Regions from separate parts of the Homo sapiens genome. Here region 1 is linked to region 2. A link is an interaction called in ENCODE POLR2A ChIA-PET data of the cell type or tissue named here. Cell type or tissue: GM12878. All regions are shown on one strand. Each heading gives the region's core, and the rest is flanking DNA. Links, peaks and the distances in the headings are about the cores only.

The links. ChIA-PET counts read pairs that join two places held together with the same protein. Peaks named below come from ENCODE experiments on the same cell type or tissue, not always from the same donor. Only the 100,000 strongest peaks of a DNase experiment are listed, where the experiment ranks them.
Region 1: POLR2A ChIA-PET joins it to region 2 with 12 read pairs; 7 of 35 experiments call an interaction of 5 or more read pairs at or near these places.

What each region holds. Positions count from the first base shown.
Region 1 is chr18:63,288,644-63,297,509 of GRCh38, forward strand. All of the region lies in intron 2 of BCL2 (BCL2 apoptosis regulator), which reads right to left. Among named protein-coding and RNA genes, the nearest start is that of BCL2, 27 kb to the right of the region's middle. In GM12878, for the core only: no CTCF peak of the experiment used is centred there; no DNase peak of the experiment used is centred there; H3K4me3 peaks cover 932 bases; H3K27ac peaks cover 1,680 bases.
Region 2 is chr18:63,157,071-63,165,936 of GRCh38, forward strand. All of the region lies in intron 2 of BCL2 (BCL2 apoptosis regulator), which reads right to left. Among named protein-coding and RNA genes, the nearest start is that of BCL2, 160 kb to the right of the region's middle. RefSeq lists enhancers at 856-905, 1,646-1,695, 1,886-1,935, 1,946-2,045, 3,761-3,880 and 3 more. In GM12878, for the core only: no CTCF peak of the experiment used is centred there; DNase peaks (open chromatin) are centred at 801, 2,051, 4,151, 4,801 and 4 weaker places; H3K4me3 peaks cover 4,990 bases; H3K27ac peaks cover 7,073 bases.

The DNA.
Region 1 (8,866 bases), core at 183-8,182, 130 kb after region 2:
GGGGAGAAAAGAAGTAGAGTTTTCAACACCATCACAGCCATTGGGATATGCAACCAATTTTAAGAATCAGAAACTCAAGTTGCAAACTACCAAGAAAGCATAATGTTCTTGGCAGCAAAGTTTAATCACAGAAGAACAACATAAATATAAAGCTAATAGTATTTACAATAACTGTCTACTGTTTCTTTAAGAGCTGAGTAAAGTGAATGCAAAGATGGTGAGTCTAAGGAAGAATCTAGAATGCTGGCACATTTAGGCAGGGATCTTGTTTTGCTTGCTGATAAACCTACATGCGTAGCACAGTGCCTGGCACATAATAGGCTCTCAATATGTAATTGTTGAATGAATGAATGAATGAAGCTAGGAGAGAAGTGAACAAGTAAAGTAAGAGATAGCAAAGCCACCATACTTCATTCATCCATTCAGCAAATGTTACTGAGCTCTTACTAATGTGAGGCCTTTTTTTAAGGCATGGTGGTGGATATACACAAGCCTAAAATAACAACTTAGAAAACAGCCCCGGGCCTCAACATGTTTATAACCTGGAAGAGGAAGAAGGAAAAGTATAGCAAACATTTGTATATCAAAGTAATATCAAAGAGCATGTGACAAGGCCTGGAAAAATGGCACAAAAAAAAAGAAAAAGGCTGAAAAGGTGGTAAAGATTTAGAAATCAGCGGGGTCACTCCCAACAGGGATACTGTCATCCTGAAGGTGAGATCAGATCTGGGCCTTAAGGGATGGAGAATTCTGATGGGAACAGAATACTCTGGGATGTAAAAACAGCAGGAAAAAGATCCCCAGAACAGAGAAGGCAGGGCGGGTTCAGAGCATAGCAATCTTGCTAAGGAGTAGCAGGGAATGATGAAGAAAATGTCACATAGGTTGCAGTGAAAGATGGAGAGAGGAATTTGAACAGCTGGATAAAGGAAAATGAAGACTTACCTAGGAAAAGAGGAGCCTTAAAATAAAAAAAAGGGTGGCTCATGCCTATAACCCCAGCCCTCGAGGAGGCCAAGGCAGGTGGATCACTTGAGGTCAGGAGTTCAAGACCAGCCTGGCCAACATGGTGAAACCCCGCCTCTACTAAAAATACAAAAATTAGCCAGGCATGGTGGTGCATGCCTGTAATCCTAGCTACTTGAAAGGCTGAGGCAGGAGAATCACTTGAGCCTGGGAGGCGGAGGTTGCAGTGAGCCAAGATGGTCCCACTGTACTCCAGCTGGGTGACAGAGCGAGACTCCACCTCAAGAAGAAAAACAATCAGGGAAGAATTTTAATTAAATCATCACAAAGTATAAGATAAACTGGAGTGCGGAGAAACTGGAGCAGGTGAATGAATTCCCCTAGGGAAGAGTTAAGAAGGTGGTGGCAGCAAGACCAGTGAGGGAGGAATGGAGGGCAGTGAAGGATGCTGGGCTCAAAAACCTGAGCAGAAGCTGGAAGAATGCACCCTAGGTTTTGAGCCTGGGTGATCGGAATAGTGATGAGAGCAGGAAGAGAAACTGTTGAGTCCAAGGAAGGTTTTGGAGGGATGACGATGAGTTTAGTCTTGGATTAAATATTTTGATTATGTGTTTAATTTGAACTGCCAACAGGAAGTCCAGATAGAAAGGGTCATCAGGAAATAGTATATAAGCAGAACTGGAATTTGCAGAAATACCCATTTGAGAATCAGCTGCATACAGACGATACGGAAGCTGTGGGGATGAAAAAGGTCCCGCACAAGAGAATCAGGAAAAAAAAAGTGAGACAATGAGTCAAGACAGACAGTATTAAAGGAACTTCCCAACCATTTGCTCAATGTAAAAATGGAAATGAGGCGAGGTTTGTTCCCTTAGAACATGTTTTTCACAGCAAAAGAGAATTCATTCCTAAAACTGGTTTTTATCTCGAGCTAAAGAAAACACCTTAACACTCCATTCATAGTAAGGACCATCACAGTAATCCTGTGTGACAAAGCTCAGGATAAATGCCATGGCAGGAATTTCACTTGAATGAGATAGCAGGATGGAAGGAAGGAAACAGGAGCCCTTGCTTTGGAGAGATCACCTTTCATGGGCTCAGTTCAGGCTTCACTCAGCAGGAAAAAAATCTGCAAGGCTTAAATAAGTACTTCTATTTGGTAGAAGGCAATGGAAAAGAATAACCTAATTCATTTAATCTGCAGTTGCCACAGATACAAAAACAAGAGAAGATATGAACACTGTGTGGGCCGAATGTTTCTTTCCTACTCCCACCCTCATCCCACTCGGCCCTCTTTCCCAGGTCATTATCAACATATTTCAAAAGCCTCCGAGATGGTGATAAAGCGGCTCACCATCTGTGAACTCCTCCTCCACAGAAGAGTGATAGGTCTCAAGAACAAACCTTCCTACCTTAGCATGGAACAAAAGCCTGACTTCAACACCCGGCACCCACAGCTGTTTTCCACGAATAGAAAGAACACAGCCAACCCAACTGGCTCTTTGAAGGTACGCCATCCTTTTCCTGTGGCCTAATTTATGCTGCAGATTGAAAAGTGCAAAAAAGCAAAAAATGGATAAGGTTTTCACAAGAGTTACTTAGTAGATGCTGATTTTCTTCCAATATCAAATGCTTGAGGCGCATATGATTGGCTTCCATTTCTCTGTATTTGTCGAAAGAATCTCTAAATTGTTCCCCAAATGAATTATTATTTTGACTGGGGACACTGAAGTTCACGGTTATTTTTAAAAACTACATTTTGCAAAAAGTTATCACTCTTCTTACCAAAGATTCACAATACAGTGTTGATGGGAACGTGACCTAGTTGGACAGCTACCTTCAGATATGCCTGATGCCCTTCAACAGGTCATCATTTGCACTAGAAACCAATACTCATCAAGTGTCAACAGGTCCACAGCCCCGTCCTGAATCATTCAGAGGAAGTTAAATACAAGAGTTTGCAATTTAAACCAAAGTGTACCATCCCAATCTGTAAAAGACTCGGGAACACATGAAAGAGTACAAAGATAAAGCAAATAGCCTTGAGTTACTTAGTTTAGTTGGAACTATTTTTGTCACACTATCAACCGAGGCCCTGGAGTACTCATGAGTATTTCTTTTTTTTTTTTTCTCAATAAAGCGGGAAAAAATGCTGAAAGAATTTTTTAGATGTATTCCTTTCTTGTGTTGGAAAGATAATCTTACTGAAACAGGAATGGAATCTAGCTTATGTCTCTCTTTCCTATTCTTAGAATCCTAAACAAAGAAATGAATGTCTACAAGGTGGTTTGGGGAAACAGTTAGAAGATTCCCATGGGAAGCAAGTTAAATTGAGAGTCCAAGAAGACTAGAAACCACTTTATATCAGTGCTGGGCTCACAGGAGAGCTAGGTGATAGGAGAAAGGGCCAGTGATGTGGACAGATCATGATAGTGACAGTGAAGAGAGTCCAGGTAAGACCTAACGAATGACTTAATAGATCAACTGGAGTGGTTTTAGTGGATAGGTTTGCATGTTTCTAACGACACAGAAACCTACAAAATAGTTCACTGGTTTTCAGAAAAATACTGGAAGGATTCATCACAAACTCCTAGCCCCAGCCAACCCCAGTGCAAAAAAAAAAAAAAAAAAAAATCATGCCCAATCCTTCAAAAGATTCATATGTGCAGGGTTATTACTCTAGACATCAGCTTGCCTGGGACCATCCTGGCCTACCCTATTGTCCCAGAATAATGATTAATAACAAGTGTCTCAGCTTGGATGAGACATGTTATGATCATCTTAGATATGAAAGAATGGCAATCTAATAGGTTAATGAATATCAAGACAAAATACCTTTAGAAAGGCTTTCCTTTCTAATTGTGGTTCCAGACTTTATACAGCGCACTCACACGTACCATGCTAGCTGGGATCTGCACTCTGGTAATAGAAAGGGGGGGCTTGCGCACAGAAGGAAATGGGTTCATGTTGGCACCACCCAGGTGCTCAGCAAATGGACAGCAAATAAACCGTCGTTGAAGAAAGGCAATGAAAGAACCCTCTTCACCAATGTCTTGAATGAATGGTTCTTCAGCCATGACACATCGTACTGAGGAATGGCTTAACAGTTCTCCTTGATTCTGGGAGTGAAATAAGTATGGGGGTAAAGAGCATCAGGAAGACTCCCACTGCAGGAAACCCTGTGAAGAAAGTGCTGAAGAAAGCGCTCTCCCACCACGCATTAGGGAAGGAGCTCAGGAGCTCTCTGCCAACTGCAGTAGGCACGGGCCCAGAGACAGAAGATTTCTGTGGTCTGGGCACCCTTCCTGCTGCTGCAGGTGATGAGTAATAATAGCGACGGCTCTCATGTCACAACCTGGTGGCCGCTGGACCCTCACTTTGGTTGGAGGGTGTGTCCCCACAGGGGAAGTTCACAAGAGCCAAGCTGGGCTCTGAGCTTCATGCAACGTGCAAGATGTGCACCAAGACGACCTCACCCCTGGCTGGACTCAGCCCCGGGACAACACTCCCACCCCGCAGAGCCCAGCCAGGTTCTCAGTGGCCCCAAGATAGCACACAAGCAGCTGGGATGGGAAAACAAGGTTTAGTAATATGAAACCAAAATACTCCTCCAGCCTGACTGCACTGCCCAGGATGAAATTCTCTCTAATTCCACTGAACATCTTAAACCAAAACATATTCAAACCCTGAACATCAGCAGCACTCGTACTTCTCTTTTTTGGGGCTGTGAAGGGAGGGTGGAGTGCTGCAACAGAATAACAATTTTCAGCATAGGAAAATCCCCAATATGCAGGTTGTCACCTGCTTGATCTATTTTCCTCCCAACCAAGTTAAGCAATCACCAACAGTTCTCTATGAGATATCTTCCACTGAGATTAAAGGAACGACCAGCAAGAAACAGTGTATGTGTTGTGGTAGTGTGAGTGTGGGTTTTCAAATGGGTACATTCCTAGAAGACGGGACAGCAGGCTCTGAGGAGGCAGCTTTGTGGAAGAGACTGGGGTGTCCAGAGGACCTTGGATATCTGGAATACTCACATATGGTGCTTGTTCTGGGGCTGGGGGGAGACAAGTACATATAGAAATATCATAACCAGTTTTCTCCAGTAAATACACCAAAACAAAGGAAAATGGGATCAAAGTATAGCCAGCAACGTGAAAAGTCCCATTTCAAAATCTAAAGTAAGATTCCAAAATAGAACATGTTTTAACAGAGTATGTAAATTTATGGAAACACTTCCTCACCCGGCTCCTGATCTTTTATAGGTACCTCTCATGCAACAGTTCAGCTTTAAATCTTTTTTAGGAAGCAGCTGGCTACCAGAGATCTTCACTCCTGTGCTTTTTTTCTCTTTTTTTTTTTGCAAATCTAGCATCTCCTTTCCATGTGATGCACTATGCTTGGAGCTGGCAGAGCAAAAGCCTGTCATTCTTAAAACATGAAGAGAATAATTCAGCGCCTTATTTTGTGATCACAGAGAATGCAATTAATACTTTGGCTGCCTTGGTATGTAGACCAAACCTTCTGCCACAGTGTTTTGCAGTGCTGTTGTCCAGGGCAGCTCTGCCAATCTTTTCATTCCAACAGAAACGATGCCAGACTTCTCGGTGCTAAGCAAAGTATAATGAGGCGGAAGAGGTGGCTGGAACCCTCAGTGAGGGAATGTGCTCCTGGGATGATTCTCTACAAAATACAAAGCTATCTCAAGATCCAATAGCTTTTGTATCCCTGCATTTACGAAACCCAATTAAAATAAATTCTTTAAAAAGAAAAAGTAGGCTGGGCAGGGTGGCTCACACCTGTAATCCCTGCACTTTGGGAGGCCGAGGCCGGTAGATCATTTGCGGTCAGGAATTCAAGACTAGCCTGACCAACATGGTGAAACCCTGTCTCTACTAAAAATACAAAAAATTAGCTGGGTGTGGTGGCACACACCTGTAGTTCCAGCTACTCAGGAGGCTGAGGCAGGAGAATCACTTGAACCCGGGAGGCTGAGGTTGCAGTGAGCCAAGATCACACCACTGCACTCCAGCCTGGGCGACAGAGTGAGAATCCGCCTCAAAAGAAAAGAAAAAAAAAAGTAGTTAAATTCTTATGTCATTCATCCATGGTCCAAAAGCTTTTTAATTCATAGAAGGTATAAGACAGGGAAAATCCTTCTAAACCGAGAACATGCAGTGATTTACTAAATCATATGAGCAATGTTGGAGAATTACTATCTGTGTAACACTAGACTCTGAAGATAGGAGATAAGAAATAATTATAATTTGGCTGAGTTCGGTGGCTTACACCTGTAATCCCAGAACTTTGGGAGGCCAAGGTGGGTGGATCACGAGGTCAAGACCAGCCTGGCCAAGACGGTGAAACCCCCATCTCTACTGAAAATACCAAAAAAAAAAAAAAAAATTAGCCAGGCATGGTGGCGAGTGCCTATAGTCCCAGCTACTCAGGAGGCTGGGGCAGAGAACTGCTTGAACCTGGGAGGCAGAGGTTGCAGTGAGCCGAGATTGTGCCACTGCATTCCAGCCTGGGAGACAGAGCGAGACTCCATCTCAAAAAAAGATAATAATAGTAATAATTATTATTATTATTATAATTCATAGAAAGTGTAGGGACAAGGAGAACAGAGAGAACCAAGAAAGACAAGTAGGTATAAATGTTTTTAGATATTATACTACAATATGTATGTATTGGCTATAGTTGCAAAGAAATCCTAGACCCAACTTGTGTCTGTCAAGGGCCAAGTGAATGGTCCAGGCCAATGATCTCATTTGCCATAGACCTCAGTGCCCCCAGCACATCAGACAGCAGAAAGAGCAGCAGTGAGAAGCAAAACCTTTATACCATCATTGATAGCTTATTAATACAATTCTTGCTGATTCTCTGGCCTTCGAAACTCATAGAATCACAAAATGTTAGTGAGGGACCCTGTAACTCAACTTCCCCATTTGCAGATGAAGAAATGAAAGCTCAGAAGAGTATATGACATGCCCAAACAGCAAGTGCCTGGCGGGTCAGAAGAATACAACCCAAGGCCCGTTGCCCTAAATGTCCTCAACAACTACACAGCTCTCACCCATATCCACCTCCTCTTCTTGATCAATTCTCTCTTCTTCCTTAGAACTGCACCTCCCCAACCTTTTTCCTAAGCCATCCCCAATGCTGGGTGACTACCTGGGTTGGATCCCTTGCCTCTTTGGTCCAGGGTACCTGCCTTGTCCTTCCATCCCTCAAGGACTAAACCCAGTCTCAGGATTTTCTGACAGGTGGGATCCACCAACCTTGCTCCACGCTGCCAGGAATTTTCCCTAACAGTAGTTGACTCCCAACAGAAGAAAACGCCCCCTGGTTGTGACCACATGCTTGTCTCACCCTGACCCTGCCCTTCCCCAATGGGCCTCAAAATTCAGCAAGTCTTACCTTTACACTGAATATCCACTATAGGCTTTGATTACTGTGTTTTATTAGCCAGCTGCAGAGCATGTTTGTGTGTATTTACATACACATGCACACAGAAATACTTCTAAGTGGGCTGTGTTCTATCATCTTTGGTACAGAAATAAAAGTAAATATTTCCATGCATAAATTTTAGTGTATTTTTAATAGACACTAGAATAGAAGTCGAAAGTTCTATTTCCAACCTTCCCAACCCAGCTGTAATGGTCCAGCCTGGCAAGAGTTAGAAACTACTGAAGTCCTTTTTTTTGAGACAAGGTCTCACTCTGTCATCCAGGCTGGAGTGGAGTGGCACAATCATGGCTCACTGCAGCCTCAACCTCCCATCTCAGCCTCAAGGGATCCTCCCATCTCAGCCTCCCAAGCAGCTGAAACTACAGGCACACGCCACCATGATTGGCTTAATTGTTTTGTGTTTTGTAGAGGCAGGGTTTTGCTAAGTTGCTCAAGCTAGTCTTGAACACCTGGGCTCAAGTGATCCTCCAGCCTCGGTCTCCCACAGTGCGGGGATTACAGGCATGAGCCACCACGTCCACCCAGAAACTACTGAAGTTTTATTCTTGGCTTAACTCTTAGGGCAGGCTGGCAACAGTGACCTCTTACACTTCAGTATGCTCACCTGTAAAAGTATGGTGAGGCCTTCCCTGCCCAGCTCAGCAGACTGACAATGGGAGCCACAAGAACATGAATATGAATGAACTTTAAAAAGGGCTACACAACTGTAGCTCATTGAAGAAAAAAGGAAAGGTCTTTCTATCCTCCTATATAGTAATATCCAACTATGGGAATAAAAAGGTGACCACATTGTGCAATAAATGGTTAGCAGTCTAGACCAGTGCTGTCCAATAGAAATATAATGGGAACCGGCCCCGCACGGTGGCTCACGCCTGTAATCCCAGCACTTTGGGAGGCCGAGGCGGGCGGACCACGAGTTCAGGAGATTGAGACCATCTTGGTTAACACGGTGAAACCCTGTCTCTACTAAAAATACAAAAAATTTAGCTGGGGATGGTGGCGGGCGCCTGTAGTCCCAGCTGCTTGGGAGGCTGAGGCAGGAGAATGGCATGAACCCTGGAGGCGGAGGTTGCAGTGAGCCAAGATCACGCCACTGCACTCCAGCCTGGGCGACACAGCGAAACTCTGTCTCAAAAAAAAAAGAAAGAAAGAAATATAATGGGAACCACATATGTAATTTTAAATTTTTAGTGGTCACGTTTAGTATATTTTATTAAACTAATACATCCAAAATACTATCACTTCAACACAAAATTCTTATAAAAATTATTGATAAAATATTTTGCATTCATTTATTCATACTACATCTTTGAAATCCAGTAAACCTGGTGTGTATTTTACACTCCAATCGCATCTCAATTCAGATTGGCCACATTACGTGAGCCTGGTAGCCACAGCCACGGCACTGGAGAGGGCAGGAGTAGATTTT
Region 2 (8,866 bases), core at 230-8,229:
AGTTAATTGTGGGTCTGACAAATATTTTGTTTTCCCGAGGAATTAAGTATGCATCTGGGGTTAGGCTTCTGGGCTGAGCCTCTTGTGTAAAAAACCAGAAGGCAAGAAACTGAAGGAATATGGTCAAAGTCCCTTATTTTAAAATCAAGGACACTGAGTCCCGGAGAGGTGAACTGCCTGTCAGCACGGAAAACAGGACCAGACATAATCATGGTACCTTGTTCCAAGTGAAGTTACCTAATGCTCCCTTCCCATCCAAACAAGGATTTGGGATATGCCGCCCAGGAGGGTGGTCCCAAAGGGGATCCTCAGAGGATGCATCACTAAGTATTTCTGTACCCCAGGAGGTGGCTTATTTCATGGAAACCCTTCACCTGGGGCTGTTCATAGAACCATGCACGCGGCAGTTGAAAAGGGGCACCTACGCCTTGCTCTGTGACATTGTTTTCAGTGAAAATTAGCGTTCGCTGTTTTCAGCGTTAACCTTAAACTCCAGCTGGCTTTATCTCCTCTCACTTATTATAATTGTAACGCAGTGCACTGTGTAAAGGTCACACCTGTGTTTATACGCCATATGCCATCAAAATACCATGAAGAGAACACTATGTGGTCTCTATCAGAAGATCAAAAGAGAAGGGGTGAGAAGCAGACCTTCCTCCTAATTCAGGGCCCTTCAGTCCTTCCCAAACACTGAAATAGGCCCATGTGCACCACTGCTCCCGCAGGAGTTTATGTCTAGGCCAAGTACGTGCTGTTTATTGACAGAGAAACAAATACCGCTCAGCACCTGTCCGGTTTCAGAGTGATGAGGGAGTTTCCAATCTGGATCTGAGAAAACTTTTACACTGTACCCAAACATTCTTTTTCTTTTCTTTTCTTCTTTTTTTTTTCTGAAGCCAAAATTAGAACAAAAACAAACATATACAGAGTTCGGCGTAGCAGGAAAAAGAAACTCAGCTCAAGACATTTCATAAGAAAAGCTCCAAGTCCATCTATACTCACCTGGCCTGGAACCCTGGGATTCATTTGATTGAGGAGGGTCACAAGCTGTACCCCAGAGGCTCGGGAGGCACCACTCGGTAGGAAGACCCTCCTGGTTTCTCAAGCTGGAGGAGCAGACTGAAAGGATGTTTGGGGAGTGAGGAAGTAATAGGGGAGTGGATGCAGAAGGTATTTTGTTGTCTAACCTAGTGGTTCCTTGAGGCGTATTAATGAGTAATATTCATGCACCTTCTCCTTCTGCCAAGGCAGAAATAACCTGGTACTTTTTACCTGGTGGCCGAGTGACCTGGCCCTACCAGGGACTTCACTAATTAGCATAGTCTCTCATAGCCTGGCCTTGGGACTGGCTGTCACACGCTCTCCTCCACACCAGCCATCAGTTGCTCTGGACCCTCCGAGACCCCCAGGCAGCCTGACAGCCAGTGAGCAGAAAGACCTGACTCCTTCCTGGGGCCCCTTCCTCCAGAGGCCCCCCACGAAGCTGTGCTGGCCCTGTTTAGGCAGTGGACACAAGCCTGTTCCAACCCCAGAATCCAAGGTCTAAGTCATCTTCAATAAGGTATTGCCTGAAACCATGTGGGATAAAAAGCTTCTTCCTTTAAAATAACCTTCAATGAAGCCAGGCCATTACTGGAACTTATCATATATAATGACACACAAAATGCCAAGAGAAATTTATAGCGCCGCCTGTCTGCCCACCATTTAGGCACTGGTGAGTCATTAATTCATGAGAGATTTATCAGTTTATAAAAGATGCTAGATAAGTTAATTTTTAAAAATCATGTGAGTATAGATTTATGCTCAGGTTATCTACTTTAAAAAAAGGATCTCTCTTGGGCTGTTTTTCCAAAGCAGTGCAATTCACGTTAACCCCCCATCCCACTGCCTCCAGCCCATGCCCTAGAGAGCTGCTGAAGGACACTGGAGTCTGACTAGAGGCAGGGCTGGGCCCACTGAGTGTCACCAAAATCACAAAAACACAACTGAAAGAGAACTGTTCTTAAATACTCATGTACCATAAAAGGGGAATTTCCAGAGGTCTCTGATATTAGCAATTTGCCCTTCCATTCCCTTCCTCTCTAGTTTCAAGATGAGATGATGACAAAAAGACTGACTAGTGAGAAAAAGCATGAAACTCCATCTACAAACGTGCAAACCGACACAGAGCAAACCTGCAGGAATTTCCACACCCGGTCTTCTGATTTGCCTTGAAAAGGGGGAAAAAGAGAGAAAGGAAGCGTACCTTCGCCTCCACTAAGACATCAACATTAACTCTGTTTTCTTAATTTCACACGAACATCACTGCGTCTGGAGTCTATGTTTTATTTTTCCTGTTAGGCAAAAGCAATTTTTCCCAAGTAAAAGTTCTGAAACGGATTTCTTTTAGAAGCAGAGATAACTGGGAATTTTCTCAAAACTAGTACAAGTATGAATGTTTCTCCTTTTACTTTCCATTTTTACAAATGCATTTAGGGCCAAATGCACTGGCTAATTTTGATAGAATGTAACAGAGACAGGAGAAGCAGTCCATCTCAGTGAGTGAGTGGACATTTATTAGGCATTCACTTTTCACAGGCCTGGGATATTAGGTATTGCGGGGGTGTTGTATTCAGGAAATAGAAGTCAAAATCCAATTGAGTAGGGAAATGAGCCAAACAGAAATGGACACAAAGACACCAAAAACACCTACAAAAACACAGATGAATGTGCAGAATCAGCTGGAGTTTCTATGAGCTGAGCTGAATCTGCTCACCTTGCAAAGATTTCCCCGCACAGTGGGGACTGCCCACGCGTACGCATTTCTTAGTTTCTGCTGGCCAACTCGAATCGTTTTCAGCGGGGTCATTTACATCGTGTCCACTTTTTCTGGTTTCCAAACTCAACCCACTTTATTATCTTAAGAGTTTTCATTCTCAGTATCATTTACATACAACAAAATGAATATATCATGTGTACAGTTTTATGAATATTGACAAAGGCATACATCCCTTTAACTCACTCCCCTATCAAGATATGCAGCATTTCCATCCTCCCAGAAAGAGCCCTTGGAGCCACTTTGTTTTTAAATTATTTGCATCTGAATATTTTTGAGTGGAGATTATCAAAGCCAAATGTGTGGGAAGAAAGCCTAATCATTAATCATCTACTACAAATACAGGTAGTAAAGGTTTTGAAGATGGTGCGTGAGCCTGCACAGACAAGTCTGCGGGATTGGGTCCTGTTATGAAATGCCAAAGGGGCTTTTTAGCGACAGGCACGTGGGCCCCTCTCAGCCGCCCTGTCGGCACTCAGATACGCAACTAAGACCGAGTGGGTTTCTTTTCTGGTTTTGTTCTTTAGGCATCAGAGTTTACATGTTTAGAAAGAGGGAAGTTGAGGCTGAATAGTCACATCCACCATATTCTCATAGGGGCAAATGTTCTCTGATTAGGAGGGCTCAACCACAGTGCAGAGTCCCCTCTTCCAAAATTCTGTTTCAACACCGAGAGGAGTTCACATGACCAGGCAAATTAGAGATTTTCTTAGCATTTCCTGTTTCCCAGATTTCAGAGGAGCCCTTCAGGGAATGTCTGGCCCAGGGTAGCACATTCAGGATGAGGGAAAAATGGTTATTTTTAGGTCCCTCCAACCATCACATTCCTCCCTGTCTCCACTTGGGCACTCTGTTGTTCTAGTGACCTGTCAAAGGGATGGGGGCGGGGCTGCGAGAAAAAAGCCACATCGCTTCCTTTGGGGTGGGGGTAAGGGTACCCCTGCTCCAGGGGTCCTAAACTGCTCACTAGCCCTTCTGCTGGAGAGGGACCAGAGGTGGAAGACCTGCCAGAGTGAGTGCCAGGCAGCTCTAGACTTCTGGGTATTCATTTCTCATAAAAGGTTGCAGTATTTCCTGGACACCTGAATTCTATGTCTTCACGGCAAAAACAATTCAAAATGTCCCAAAACATTATGCAGGAAGGAGTTTTTAATTTTTTTTAAATCACTTTTCCAAAATGGTACCCTGAGGTGATCCTGTCTTCAATCTCCCAGCAATGAAAACAATGTGGTTGAAAAGTTGACAGCTTTCAACCCTTGAAAAGGTCACCTCCCTGCCTCACACCCTCTCGTAAGTATTAAGAGCATAACGGATATTTTGAGTCACATGTATTGTTCTTTGTTCATTTGCATTTGGTGAAATCCCCCCCTTGGACCAATTTAGTAAGCAGTGCCTTGGGCTTCCTTGGTGATTGTTCTCTTGTCTTCTGTATATTTTTTCCTGTGAAAAAAATTTAGACTCAGCCAGTGAAATGAAGTTGCAGCCTCTGTCACTGATGCTTTCTTTTTGCTCAGATGATCTTTCCATCTCGCTTGGGACAGAATTCCTTCTTCTTTGCAACGAATGAAGACCTTCGAGGCTCAGCTGAGGCCCTTGTACTCCAAGACTTTCTGAAAGCTCCCTCGCCCCTCCCCATCTGACCTTCTGTTGGACTGACATACTTCTCCATATTTCAGCCTCAGATGGCTTGGTGTTCACCACTAGACTGTGTTACTGAAAGTTAATCAAGGGTCCTAGGGCCATTTACAAAGTGGGACTGTAAGAGAAAGTCTAGCTAGATGGAAATGTATCCTAAATACCCCCAAGTCCCAGCACAGGGGTTCCCATCAACAAAAAGCCTCACCTCCAAATACATTGCTGAGGACGCAGGGCCCCGTCTTCCCACCTGACGCACTACACACCACGTCAGCTGTCACAGGAGGTCTGAGTGCTTTATGAAGCTGCCTGCTTTCTCTCTTACCTCCATGTGTAAGCCAACCACTCTGGCTTTCAGAAACATATTTCTTTCTCTATGAGTAATTTAAAAGTGACTCATCCTCAGCCTCACCAGCCGGTCCATGTGACCTGCAGTGCTGGTTGAGTGTTATCTATAGATGTGTAAACCAAAGCAGTTCTTAGAACACAGATTCCCCCTCCCACGTGCTGTTGATTTCCCTTTGCTACACAGGGAGGGAACGATGTCAGACATGAGCAGCCAGGGACTGCCCGCTCCGCACTCAAATCTGGAATGTGTCCATTAGAGGAAACAAAGGCCATCACCCAGTGACAGAAAAGAAGAGACAGGCAAAAGGCCTAATATATTTATTTTAGTATTAGCAGACCATCAAGAAGCTCTGAGAAAACTCCACAAAAATTGAAGACGATGATGACCCATATAAACAAAAAACTGCTCAAAGTTCTTTTTCTGAGCCAGTAGAAATTTAGACCTCATGAAACAGAGATGACACCCACACCCACCCCAACCAAAACCCCACCAACACGTCTTCATTGCTCAATCAGAAACACATTCCTGGGATCTGCTGTGGTTTGTCTTGGGAACTCACATATATGAACATGTTTTTATTTCTTCAACTTGCCTTTATTCCACCATCACCAAAGAATGGTGTCAGGCCCAGCTCGGGGACACTACTGGTGCAGGCAGGCACGCGGGTGACACAGCTGGCCAGCATTCTAGATCGTGTTTCTTACCTCTTTCTCACTTCCTATTTTCTATTAAACCAAATCTGAACTCATTTGCCTGCTTTGTGAAGACCTTCATAATCCAGCTACTGTCGCCTGATTTTCTAGCACCATCTATGCTCTTGGCACAATTAATCCTTGGCTACCACTAGGGCAGCATCCTCACTGCTCCTCCAAGGAAGACACCAGAGCCTTCATTTCCATGCCTTCACCCTCCCAAACCCCCAAACTCTGCCCTCCTTCCTTCTTTCCTTCCCTCCTTCCTTCCTTCTTTCCATCCCTCCTTCCTTCCCTCCTTCCTTCCTTTAAATTGAGAAACTTTTGCTCTGTCACTCAGGCTGGAGTGCAGTCGCAATTATAGCTCACTGCAGCCTTGAATTCCCAGGATCAAGTGATCCTCTTGCCTCAACCTCCTGAGTAGCTGGGACTATAGGCATGTGCCACTATGTCTGGCTAGTTTTTGTAGAGATGGGGTCTGGCTATGTTGCCAAGGTTGGTCTTGAACTCCTCGGTTCAAGTCATTGGTCCACCTCGGCCTCCCAAAGTGCTGGGATTACAGGTGTGAGTCACCATGGCTGGCCACCCTTCCTTACCACTGTCTGTATCTTTACCTTCTGGGAGCACTCTTACCTTCATCACCCAAATCTTAACCCATTCTTCCAGCTCAGCTCATCCCACCTGAAAATCTCCTTACCTTCCTCACCTGACCATTCAAGCTGTCACTAATGTCTACATCTCCTAAACTTCTCCAATAGTTCATCACATCTGCTCTTCAGTTTTGTTTTGCTACCTAATATATCACTTCTTATATTTTCCAATATTGTTTGATTGCAAGTTCTTTTGGGAGGGGTATCACATATTTCACTCCTATTGGCCCCACAGTGCCTAGCCCTATAACAGCAGATGAAGCAACCTTTAGATTGAAACAAATATTATTTTAATATTGCCAAAAAGGTGTAATAAGCAAGGTCTTACTAAACTTTTGGCCAGCTGTTAAATTTGATTGCATGTTGCCTGAAAGAGAAACTTTACTTTTTATCCTAGTAGGAAGTTATGTGGAGAGGAATAATGTATTGGATATTCAGTAAAATGAAAAAAAACACACAACAATAGTCATTTATATAGCACTGTGTACAAGCACTGATCTAAGCACTTAACAAATATCCATTCATCTTAAACTTCATAGTGACTTTAAAAAGTAGGCACTATTATATTCCCCACTTCACACATGAGGAGATCAAAGTATTGGAGGGAAGTTGTCCAAAGTCACATAGTGGCTAAGCTAGACTCAAACTCTGGCAATCTGGCAATCAGACTCTTCAGAGTCTGTGCTCTTAGTGGCTGTGCTATATTCCTGTTAATAGGTGTGTGCTTTTATATGGCCTTTTTCATTGAAGCAAAGAGGAGCTTATCTTCTGTATGGATACCATGTTACAGTTATGTGTACTAAATCCATCATGAGTCAAGTCCAGTGTAAAGAAAACTGATGGTGAGATGTCATCTTCCAGGGAAGCTTCAGAAAGAAGTATGGTGGTGGTATGGGAGCTGAACAAATAGAGTTTTCTTTGAAATGAATGGAGTAAAATCTTCCAGTCCGCCCTCAGGACCCTGTGATATGGTACCACCCTTCCATGCTCTGTAGAAATAAGAGATTTGAACCTCTGGGCAATCTTTAGGTAGGCTTGCTCCAGAAAAATATTACTACATACCCAAGAGAATCTTCCCAAATCCTACTTTCTCAACATAAACTCAATACAACTCAAATCACAGCTGCCATTAGATTTGCTTACAAATTTTAAATATGATCTGGCAGCCCCAGACATGGTATGCCTGAGAACTCCAGATTAGGTACAAGAAGAAAACCTCATCCTGGTGGTCAAATCACGGCAGGAAGTGATGCCACTGACAATTATTCCTGTATTAGCAGTTGCTTAAGTACCATGAGGCTTTTAGGGGGAAAGACTGGGAGGCAGTGGTTGGAAATGAAGCCCATTATTAATGTAGTCAAGCTCTTCAGCTGGATTCAATAAAATAAAAAGCCCTGCCCAGACCAGTGTCTGTAGTAGAAGATGCTAAAGAGCTGTTTTTCAAAAATCTGGCTTTATTGAATCCAGGCTTTATACACAGCATTCCTTCTTCCTGAATGGCTGAAAAATCATTCCATGCATTTGAAACCACTGGAGGAGAAATGAACTTAAGCCATGGCAAGAAAGCACAGTTAGATTTAAGGCGTGAACGTCAGCGTTCAAGGTAATGGAAACCTTGGTAGCCCTGTAGATAGATTTTCAAGAGAGACTGTGAAATCCTCAAGTCAATTAATAGAAGAATATTTTTCACAATAGCAAAGACTTGGAACCAACCCAAATGTCCAACAATGATAGACTGGATTAAGAAAATGTGAATGCTAGATGACGAGTTAGTTGGTGCAGCGCACCAGCATGGCACATGTATACATATGTAACTAACCTGCACATTGTGCACATGTACCCTAAAACTTAAAGTATAATAATAAATAAATAAATAAATAAAAATAGAAGAATATTTTTATTAATTCAATTCAGGTTCAAAATTATTATTGGGCGCCTACCATGTGCCAGCCCCCATGTGGTGCCCTGCAAGGCTCTAAGGATACCAAGATGAATAAACACAACCACTGCTCAGGAGGAATTTACAACCCAAGGGAGGAAACAGGAGCTCAGGGCTGACAACCATGGAGGGAAGTGTCTTGGTTTGGATGAACCTCATTGGGTGTGACTCTGTTGGTCTCTGTCCCTCTCTCTGGGTTTGCTGCTGTCACTTTTCATGGCTCTGGCTCTGTCTTCATTGTTCTCTGACTGCCTTGTCTCCATCTTCCAGGCCCCTAGCTGCAGACCTCCCTGGCTTGGGGAGCCGCAGGCATCTTCTGTGTTTATCCCTCCAACCACATCCCTGGCCAATGGCTGCTTCTGCTTCCATACCCTGCTCAGCAGGCTCATCCACACTCATCAGGAATCCTGGAGAGACCTCTCCTATCCCAAACCTCTCTCAGGCTAAATGGCTACACAACCGGAAAAGGAGCCGTGGAGAAACTGACTCCTTGGGGGTGAAGGCCTCGGGCCTAGGTGTTTTACAGTCACCTGTGCAACAAACATTTACAAAGGGATGCAAAGGGCCCAGACACTGGCGGGAGACAAAAAGAGATTGAGCAAGACTCTGTCCTCAAGGACCTTAGGATCTAGAGAAGGCTTGCAGGGGAGGGGGGTGGAATCTAAGCCCGAGGGGATGTCCGAATAACAAACAAGCTATATGACAATGTTGAAAACAGAGTTCACTCCCAGGTTGGGTCTAATTGAGCCAGACAGTCATTGTCAAAAATCACATGCCCCAAATGGG